Linked DNA regions of Homo sapiens: region 1 is linked to region 2. Evidence: chromatin contacts called from ENCODE Hi-C or POLR2A ChIA-PET data. All regions are on one chromosome and are shown on one strand. Each heading gives the region's core, a stretch centred on a gene start or an enhancer-like site at or near the end of the contact. The rest is flanking DNA. Distances are from core to core; before and after follow the strand shown.

The links. Hi-C counts contacts between places; a loop is a spot of excess contacts on that map. ChIA-PET counts read pairs that join two places held with the same protein, here RNA polymerase II (POLR2A). Pooled maps may share reads with other maps.
Region 1: a pooled map shows a loop between it and region 2 (3-fold over the local background). The contact joins the promoter of MTX1 here to the enhancer-like site in region 2. A Hi-C loop is called at or near these places in 3 of 50 pooled maps. POLR2A ChIA-PET finds 5 or more read pairs at or near these places in 4 of 52 experiments (CD8-positive, alpha-beta T cell, activated B cell, activated naive CD8-positive, alpha-beta T cell and 1 more).

Annotation. Positions count from the first base shown.
Region 1 is chr1:155,205,736-155,210,056 of GRCh38, forward strand. MTX1 (metaxin 1) reads left to right here and starts at 2,960. Exons shown (of 8, transcript NM_002455.5): 1 at 2,960-3,597. The coding sequence starts at 3,070. It overlaps THBS3 (thrombospondin 3), which reads right to left and starts at 2,162. Exons shown (of 23, transcript NM_007112.5): 1 at 2,063-2,162; 2 at 465-671. The coding sequence starts at 2,141. RefSeq lists an enhancer at 1,163-1,946 and a silencer at 3,310-3,509.
Region 2 is chr1:155,533,647-155,538,502 of GRCh38, forward strand. The region is part of intron 1 of ASH1L (ASH1 like histone lysine methyltransferase); the gene reads right to left. Among named protein-coding and RNA genes, the nearest start is that of ASH1L-AS1, 26 kb to the right of the region's middle. Within about 2 kb of position 2,610, at least 9 of the 41 ENCODE cell types and tissues checked have a DNase peak (open chromatin) inside an H3K27ac peak, as active enhancers do; they include CD8-positive, alpha-beta T cell, where a contact is called at or near this core.

The DNA of each region.
Region 1 (4,321 bases), core at 1,710-4,209, 330 kb before region 2:
CCACTGCACTCCAGCCTAGGTGACAAAGCAAGACTCCATTTAAAAAAATAATTGGTTTAGAGACAAATACTTTCTTAGTCTTCATTGGTATCAGATGACTGTATCCTCTCCTAGGGTGACAGCTGGTTTTGTGGCCACTGACCTGTTCCAGGGATCTGAAAGACCTTTCTGTATCACCGCTGAGGCACAGAGACATGCCTCACCCTCCTTCCAGGCATCCCCAAGTACAACCTCCCATCCCTATAAATATCAGGACTCAAGCCTCACCCTATTGTTTGGTACATGGGCTCCTAAAGCACCTTATAAGCACCCCATACCAGGTGCCCCTGATGTCTGGGCACAGCCTGATGGGACCTTGGTCCCTAGTGGAGGCCAAGGAGAATGAGGAAGCACTTGGGAAGTAGGGATGAGGGAGAGTGCTTAAGGAGGTCACCATTGCAAGAAAGGAGATGCCCACCAGTCACCTTTGTTGATCTTGCCTACAACAGAGGCCTCCAGCCATCGAGTGTTGTCTTGGCGAGAATAGAGGCCAAAGAGGACACCACCCTGCTTGGGGGGCAGGCGGAAGGTGGATAAGAGGTAGATGTCCCCAGCAGTGAGCAAGGCTGTCCGGATCTTCTCTGCCACAGCTACCATCTGCCGAGACTCGCCCACAGTCAGCAGGTCAATTACTGGTCAGGCAGGGGTTATCAAGGTTAGAGAATGGGATCAAATGCTAAGGTATGCCCTCCCCCGAGCCCACATCACCCCCTACCCCCACCACCAGGCAGCGTTAGTCACCTCAAAATTCAACCCTTGGCTGGGCATGGTGGCTCGCACCTGTAATCCCAACACCTTGGGAGGTTGAGGCAGGTGGATCGCCTAAGGTCAGGAGTTCGAGACCAGCCTGGCCAACACGGTGAAACCCCGTGTCTACTAAAAATACAAAAACAACAACAAAAAAGAAAAAAAAACCACCTAGCCGGGCGTGGTGGCGGGCACCTGTAATCCCAGCTACTCAGGAGGCTGAGGCAGGAGACTCGCTTGAACCTGAGAGGTGGAGGTTGCAGTGAGCCGAGATCGCGCCATTGCACTCCAGCCTGGGCAACAAGAGTGAAACTCCATCTCAAAAAGACAAAACGAAAACAAAAAAAAACCTCAACCCTTGTTGCTCTCAGAGGACAGAGGCACTGTGCCTTCCTTTCCCCATTATTGCCTATTACTACCTTCCAGGAACCTGCAGGTTTGAGACTCACTTGGAAACACAGAAACAGCACCCCACAAATTTGAGATGCCCCCACCAGGTGGCGCAAAGGAGATGCTGTGCTGATCCCCCACAGGAGTGGCACCTGGTGTCCACAACGTAGAAATGGAAGGCAGCTTCTCTTTCCACTCCTGGGTTTGGCTCGTTCCACACCCTAGTTCCCCTCCTCCCATCCTAGGGGCGCAGCACACTCGCTCTGGATAAGAACAGCTGCCCACTGAGGACTCTAACCCTCCCACCATCTGGGCTATCTCCCACGGGAATGTAGGACCCAGCTCCTCTGCCTCCTGTGTCCTGGCCAATCTGTGGTTTTCCCTCCAGCCAGTAAAGAATCTATGCCTGTGTCATCTGCTCCAGCTACCTCTCCCACATCCATCGGCCCATCCCACCACCAGACCTCCGGGAGAGCCCAGGCTTCTTGGTCCCCACCCCCGCCCTGTCCTTGGGCAGCCAGGAGCCCAGGGGGACGAAGCCCAGGGACCTACAGTACGCCCACCTTCAGGCTGCTCTCCCAGACCCTAGGGTGCCTACAGATGCTCAGGAACCACCCCAGCCAGGCAGCCTGAGCATCCAGTTCCTGAGTCCTCTGCCCTGGCCTCATGCCTGACCCTGTCCTGTTCCAGCTCCCCCACTACTCTCCGGTGCCCACTCCTCTCCACCAGGCCATAATTTCACCAACTCTAGGCAGTCTTAAGTTTTCCTCTGGCTCAATTTCTGGACTCTTCCCCTCTCCCCTTGCCCACATGTTCTCTGCTACTTGGGCTGAGGGCAAATGGGGAAGAAGCAGAGAGCGGTCTAAGAGGATGGAGACAGGCTTACCCTGCAGATCCTGACTGGCAGATGTGAAAAAGCAAAGGAGGAGAAGAGCCAGGGCCCCCCGAAGTTCCTGCGTCTCCATGCCTCTCAGCCGGCTCACTACCCCTGGCAGGCAGGCAGCTGGGAGGGGAAAAGGCTAGGCGGAGAGAGCAGGAGCCGGGGGGCGGAGGGACAGAATTGGAGGGGGGGCCAGCAGGCGGGTGAGGGGGGGCTGAAACAAAGAGCTGCCAATCACCCTGGAGGCATCATCAGCTCTGGGAACCAGGGGCACTGGGAAAGAATCCTGGAGGCCTCCCTGCTTTCTACCTCTCCCTAATGATCCTCCCCCAGGTGCCTCCCTCTCCGCAGTCATCATTGTTGGGGGTCTCGGCACACAGCGCTACCGAATGCCACTGTTTTCTGGAAGCCACGATTGTGGAAGGCAAGAACCCCTGGCAGGGGCAGTGCTAGACAGTGGGCATTATTCCACAGCTGGCAGGAAAGGATGCCAAGGGAGTGGCCGCAACTAGCTTGCTATAGTGCCCAGGGATGCCCACATGGCATGAATTTTGCTGTTCTGGCGGAGCAAGTGCTCTTTATTAGGGTGGGGGGTCCCCTGACAAGTGCCTGTTTCTCCATTTTCCCTCATTCGTAGGAAAGCTTGGGAGTCTGGAAGCGTCTGACGGGAACTGAAGGGAGAATCTAAAGCAGTGGTCAGTGAGGTCAGAGTGAAGAAACCAAAAAAGAGGAAAGGGACACCAGGGACAGGCGCAGAAGACCAGGGGTACAGGCGAGGAGCCAAGGACCAGACTGTGGAACACTGTGGGTACTAGCGGACGGGCCGTGACCCGGATGAAGCAGAGGGGCGCCTGAGTTCCCGTCACCTAAGCGACAGCCTGCGAGCCTCTCTTCCCCTCCCCCACCCAAGCCCCAGCCCGGCCTCCGCTCCGGCCGCCGCCACCGCCCCTGTTTTGTTTCCATGGCGACAGGCGGCGCAGGGCCCGCTCCAAACATAACGCGCTGTGGAAAACATGCTGCTCGGGGGACCCCCCCGCAGTCCCCGCTCGGGGACGAGCCCCAAGGGGCCCTGGAGCAGTACAGGCCACGTGCAGTTTGGCAAGAGCCCCCAGACCTGGCCCAGGCGCACAAGACCCCGCTCTCCAGAGCCTGCCGCGCCTTCAGGGGTTCGGGGCTCCACTTGGACGAGGCGCCGTGACTCTCCGAGGCGCGCCGGGCCGACAGCGCTGTCCCGCTACGTGGGCCACCTCTGGATGGGCCGGCGGCCGCCCTCCCCCGAGGCCCGCGGCCCAGTCCCCCGCAGTTCAGCTGCCAGTCGGGCCAGAAGAAGCCTCGCCTCCCCGGGGATCTCCCCAGGCCCCCTGACCGCAACGATCGGAGGGGCGGTGGCGGGGGGCGGGCCCAGGCAGGGGAGGGCAGAAGCACACAAGGAAGTGTTTCCGGGACAGAGGGTGGGCAAGATGGCGGCGCCCATGGAGCTGTTCTGCTGGTCAGGGGGCTGGGGGCTGCCGTCAGTGGACCTGGACAGCCTGGCCGTGCTGGTGAGGGGTGGCGCCGGCGCCCTCTGCTGTGCCCTGATGACTGGGGAGGGGGCCGAACTAGCCAAGCATCCAAACCTTGCCAGGGCTACTCAGCACGGGCGCAGTGGGGGAAACTGAGGCAGTCAAAGAGCGTACGTGGCCGATATGGCCTCAGTGCCCTATGCTGTAGTTTTCTAGGCTTAATGCAGCAATGAAAAGACGCCTGGTTGGGAGTTCAGGTGATGGGTTCTAGTCCTTGCTCATCCATTCACTGGCTGTGTGACCTTGCGGAGATCCTTTCTCTTTGGGCATTTTTTTTCTCCATTCGGAGGTTTACTAGGCTGGACTGTCTCAGGGACCTACTCTAGCTTGGAATTCCTGCCTTCTCCTCAGCCCCCTTCTCCTCTTCCTCCTCACTTAACAGCATTTACTGAGGCTATTGTTTGTTAGACCAAACGACTCACAGCCAGGCTTTGTATAAAGAGCTTAGCAATCAGACTTCCTTTGCTTCATTTATTCATTGACTCCTTGCTTTAAAGAGGATCTATTAGATTTCTTCCAAATATTAAACATTGCCAGGCAAAGATGAATAAAATTTGGTTCCTCCCTTCGAGTTTACAGAAAGGCAGATAGGTAAGCAAATAAATATAATAAAATATTCACATATAAGTTAAAGTAGGAACAGACCACAGATACTGCCAAAGAGAAGGGCATTATCAGTGCTTCCAAGAAGAGGGATACTGGT
Region 2 (4,856 bases), core at 1,360-3,859:
AAGGTTGCAGTGAGCCCAGATCGCACCGCTGCACTCCATTCAGCCTGGATGACAGAGCGAGACTCCGTCTCAAAAAAAAAAAAAAAAGAAAAGATCATCTTTAGTCTCGATCTTATTATTTCTCTCTGCTACATTTGGCATATTTGCTACGTTTGAAACTCTTTGGTTTCTATGATACATTCTACTGGTTCTCCCAACACCTCTCCAACCATTTCATCATTTCCTTTATGGATTCATCATTCTTAATCTATTCCTTCATTCATTCAACAAATGTTTTCTGAGAGCCTCAAAATATGTTTTGAGAATTGTGACACACACTGTAGATACCGTCATGAGTAACACAAACATGGTCCTTGGTCTCATGAACTTTAAGTGCTTTCTTTCCTTTAAATTTTTTTATTATTATTTTTATTTATTTATTTATTTTCTGAGAGTTCCCAGCTGCTTGAGCCCAGAAGGTCAAGGCTATAGTGAGCCATGGTGGTGCCATTGCACTCCACGCTGGAAACAGGCCGAGATCCAATCTCAAAAAAGAAAAAAAAAAAAAATTTGGAATTCACAAAGAAGGTATTAAAGGGCTCTGAGAAGGACAATAACAAGATACAAGCCTACATTTTGAGAAACATCTGTTTGCTGAGGAAGGAAGATTATTCCAAAGACAGCAAAAGTTGGTTCTGGAATACCAGTCATATCAGCATACTAGATTAGGATGGTAACAATGGAAATAGAGAAAAACGGGTGGATTTAAGAGACATGTTAGATATTTGTCAATATAATGTGAGAGGATGAGGGTGGAAAAAACTGAAGACTTGACCAAATGGTAAATGGTATGGTGGTACCATTTGGAGACTCATTCAACAAATATTTACCAAGTTATATATCAAGAACTGGAGATACAATAGTACAAAATATAGACAAAAACCCTTGCTTTGTGGGGCCAATATTCTAGAAGTATGCCAGGATGAGACAGAAAGGGAAGATCAAAGGGTTCAGTAATAAGTACATTAAATTTTAGGTACCTGTGAAACATTTAAGTGGAAAGTCAAAGAGAGAGCTGAAAATATATGTATATGCTATATACAGAGGGAGGCAGTGTAACAACATACAAATGAAAAAGTTAACGGAATTTTATAAGATTTTTAGCCTGGAAGAACAATGAAGAACAATTCTTTTTCTTTTTAGATAAGTAAACCTATTTAAAATTGCCATGTTATAGATTAAACAATGCAGGTAGATTGTTAGCTTAAAACAAGTAAAATCTGGCCAGGTGCGGTGGCTCATGCCCATAACCTCAGCACTTTGGCAGGCCAAGGCGGGTGGATCACCTGAGGTCAGGAGCAAGACCAGCCTAGCCAACACAGTGAAACTCTTTTCTCTACTAAAAATACAAAAATTAGCGGGACATGGTGGCACACGCCTGTAATCCCAACTACTCGGGAGGCTGAGGCAGGAGAATCGCTTGAACCCAGAAGGCAGAGGTTGTGGTGAGCCAAGATCGTGCCATTGCACTCCAGCCTGGGCAACAATAGTAAAACTCCATTTAAAAAAAAAAAAAAAAAGTAAAATCTAACTTGTCTTATCTGAGGATTTTTTTTTTTTTTAAGACTGGGTTTTGCTCTGTTGCCAAGGCTGGAATGCAGTGGCATCTTCTTAGCTCACTGCAGCCTCAAACTCTGGAGCTCAAATGATTCTCTCACCTCAGCCTCCCGCGCAGCTAACAGGGGGCAAGCCACCATGCCTGCTCATCTACAAGGAATTTTTGTTTTCCTTTGTGATCTTTATTAAACATGGCTAGAGACTTTTTATTTCTAAACATTACAACATTATTTCTTAACATTAAAAACCAGTTATAGGCTGGGTGTGGTGGTTCACGCCTGTAATCCCAACACTTTGGGAGGCCAAGGCAATAGGACTGCTTGAACTCAGGAACTTGAGGCCTCAGTAAGCTAAGAAAATATCACTGCATTTCAGCCTTGGCAACAGGGCAAGACCCCATCTCTTAAAAAAAAAAAAAAAAAGTATAAATTAGCGACACAAGATTTTATTTAAAAATGTATAGCACATTAGGCCAGGCATGGTGGCTCACACCTGTAATCCCAGCACTTGGGAGGTTGAGGCAGGCAGATCACCCGAGGTTGGGTTGGGAGTTTGAGACCAGCCTGACCAACATGGAAAAACACTGTCTCTAATAAAAATACAAAATTAGCCAGGCGTGGTGGCGCATGCCTGTAATCCCAGCTACTCAGGACGCTGAGGCAGGAGAATCTCTTGAACCTGGGAGGCAGAGATTGCAGTGAGCCGAGATCGTGCCATTGCACGCCAGCCTGGGCAACAAGAGCAAAACTCCATCTCAAGAAAAAAAAAAAAAAGAAAAAAATTTATAGCACATTATTCATTTAAATTTGTGCTGGGCTTCAGACTCTTTAAAATTTCCACAGATAACCATCATATTTCTTAGGATATATCAAACTAGCTAAGTAATCACATACCCAGGAAATGGAGGTTCTAGTCAAGCCAAAAAGTAAGTGCGAAGGTCTTGAGGTGGAAGTATTTTTGTTGTGTTTCAGAAATAGAATGGAGACCTTTGCCCAACCCGGCTTCCTGGAACTGAATGAGTACGCAGACTGAGAGGGCATGCAGGACTTATACAGAGGGCCTTGCAGACTTATAAAGACTTTAGCTTTTACTTTGAGACAGGAAGCCATCAAAATGGTTTTAAGAAATGACATGATCTGACTCAGGCCTTGAAAAGATCATCTGCTACTGAATTGAGATGACAAATTTTTGGCCTAATAACTTGTTATCATCCTTGACTCCTTCCTTTATCTCAAATCCTACACACGCAGTCTGTCAGCAAAATCTGTCAGCTTTACCTTCAAAACATATGCAGTCATTTCTCACTACTCAACAGCTCCCATATATGAATACGCTATGTCTGTCAAAAGTAGAACCCATGCTTTTAATACTTCTACATAATGAGGGAGGCTAATCCAGGATGACTGCTCAAGCCCAGAAGTTCAAGGCTGCAGTGAGCTATGATCATGCCACTGCACTCCAGCCTGGGTGACAGAGTGAGAACCAGTCTCTAAAAAAAGTTAAAAGAAAAAAGAAAGAGGCCAGGCGCAGTGGCTCATGCCTGTAATCCCAGCACTTTGGGAGGCTGAAATGGGCAGATCACAAGGTCAGGAGATCGAGACCATCCTGGCTAACATGGTGAAACCTCGTCTCTACCAAAAATACAAAAAAAAATTAGCCGGGCGTGGTGGCGAGTGCCTGTAGTCCCAGCTACTTGGGAGGCTGAGACAGGAGAATGGTGTGAACCCTGGAGGCGAGGCTTGCAGAGAGCCGAGGTCACACCACTGCACTCCAGCCTGGCGACAGAGCAAGACTCTGTCTCAAAAAAAAAAAAAGGGAAAAAAGAAAGAAATTCAACACAGAAAGGCAATTATTTATCAAATGTTATCAAACAAACCCAAAGAAGTCAAAACTCCCTAAAACATGCCTGCAGTGCATTTGCTGCCTAGAGTTTAAAGCTGATAGACTTTAAGATTAAGAGGTAATTTCAAGGGATTAAATATTACAATGATTATATCTGAAAACCAAAAGCTTGGGCATTATTCACTCACTGAAACGAATTTAAAGAAACAAACAAGAAGAGTATTTGGGTATCCTGGGAGTGTTTTTCAAACTCCACTAACATTTATCTATCTTAGTCCTACTAGGCGCCATACACTATGCCAAAGTGGTTTCACTTATTGTCTCATTTGTTTCATTCTGACAATAATCTTATTAGATTTAACTAATCACATTTTATAGATGGGCAAACAGGCTTCGAAACGTGATTAACTCTAAGACTGTAAAATTAGTAAATAGAAGAACTTGGATTGAATGTAATCTTCTCACTCCAAATCTACTACAGGATATCCATCTGCAAGAAAAGAACTCAGACCCTTACCTCACATCATACACAAAAATTAACTCAAGTGGATCACAAATCTAAATTCGAAAACGAACTATAAAATTCCTAAAAGAAAATGTAGAAGGAAATCTTTGTGACTTTGGGTTAGGCAAAATTTCTTAGATATGACAGCATGATTTTTTTTTTTTAAAAAAAGCTGGTAAACTGAACTTCACCAAAACTATAAACTTCTGTCCTTCAAAAAGGCAGTACTAAGAAAATGAACACAAGACACAAACTACTACAGGTTACTGTGATAGTACACATTCCTGCCACCTCTCTGGAAGCCACTCCTGAGTCTTATCTGCTGATCTGATTTGGCCTACCAGACTTCCAGATGTTGGAATTCCTTAGGTTCAGTCAGTCTTTTCTTTCTCTAAAATATTTTGGCATTTTTTAAATTTTTTAATTTTTATTTATTTTTTATTTTTATTTTTGGAGATGGAGTCTCACTCTGTCACCCAGGCTGGAGTGCTGTGGCACCATCTTGGCTCACTGCAACCTCTGCATCCTGGGTTCAAGTGAGTCTCCTGTCTCAGCCTCCAAAGTGGCTGGGACTACAGGTGCGCATCACCAGGCCAGGCTAATTTTTGTATCTTTAGTACTTATATTTTGCATTTTGGAGATGGGGTTTCACCATTTTGGCCAGGTTGGTCTTGAACGTCTGACCTCAAGTGATCTGTCCACCTCAGCCTCCCAAAGTGCTGGGATTACAGGCATGAGCTATGGCACCTGGCGTTTTTTTGTTTGTTTGTTTGTTTGTTTGTTTTTGAGATGGAGTCTCACTCTGTCACCCAGGCTGGAATGCAATGGCGCAATCTCGGCTCACTGCAACCTCTGCCTTCTGGGTTCAAGCGAGTCTCCTGCCTCAGCCTCCCGAGTAGCCGGGACTACAGGA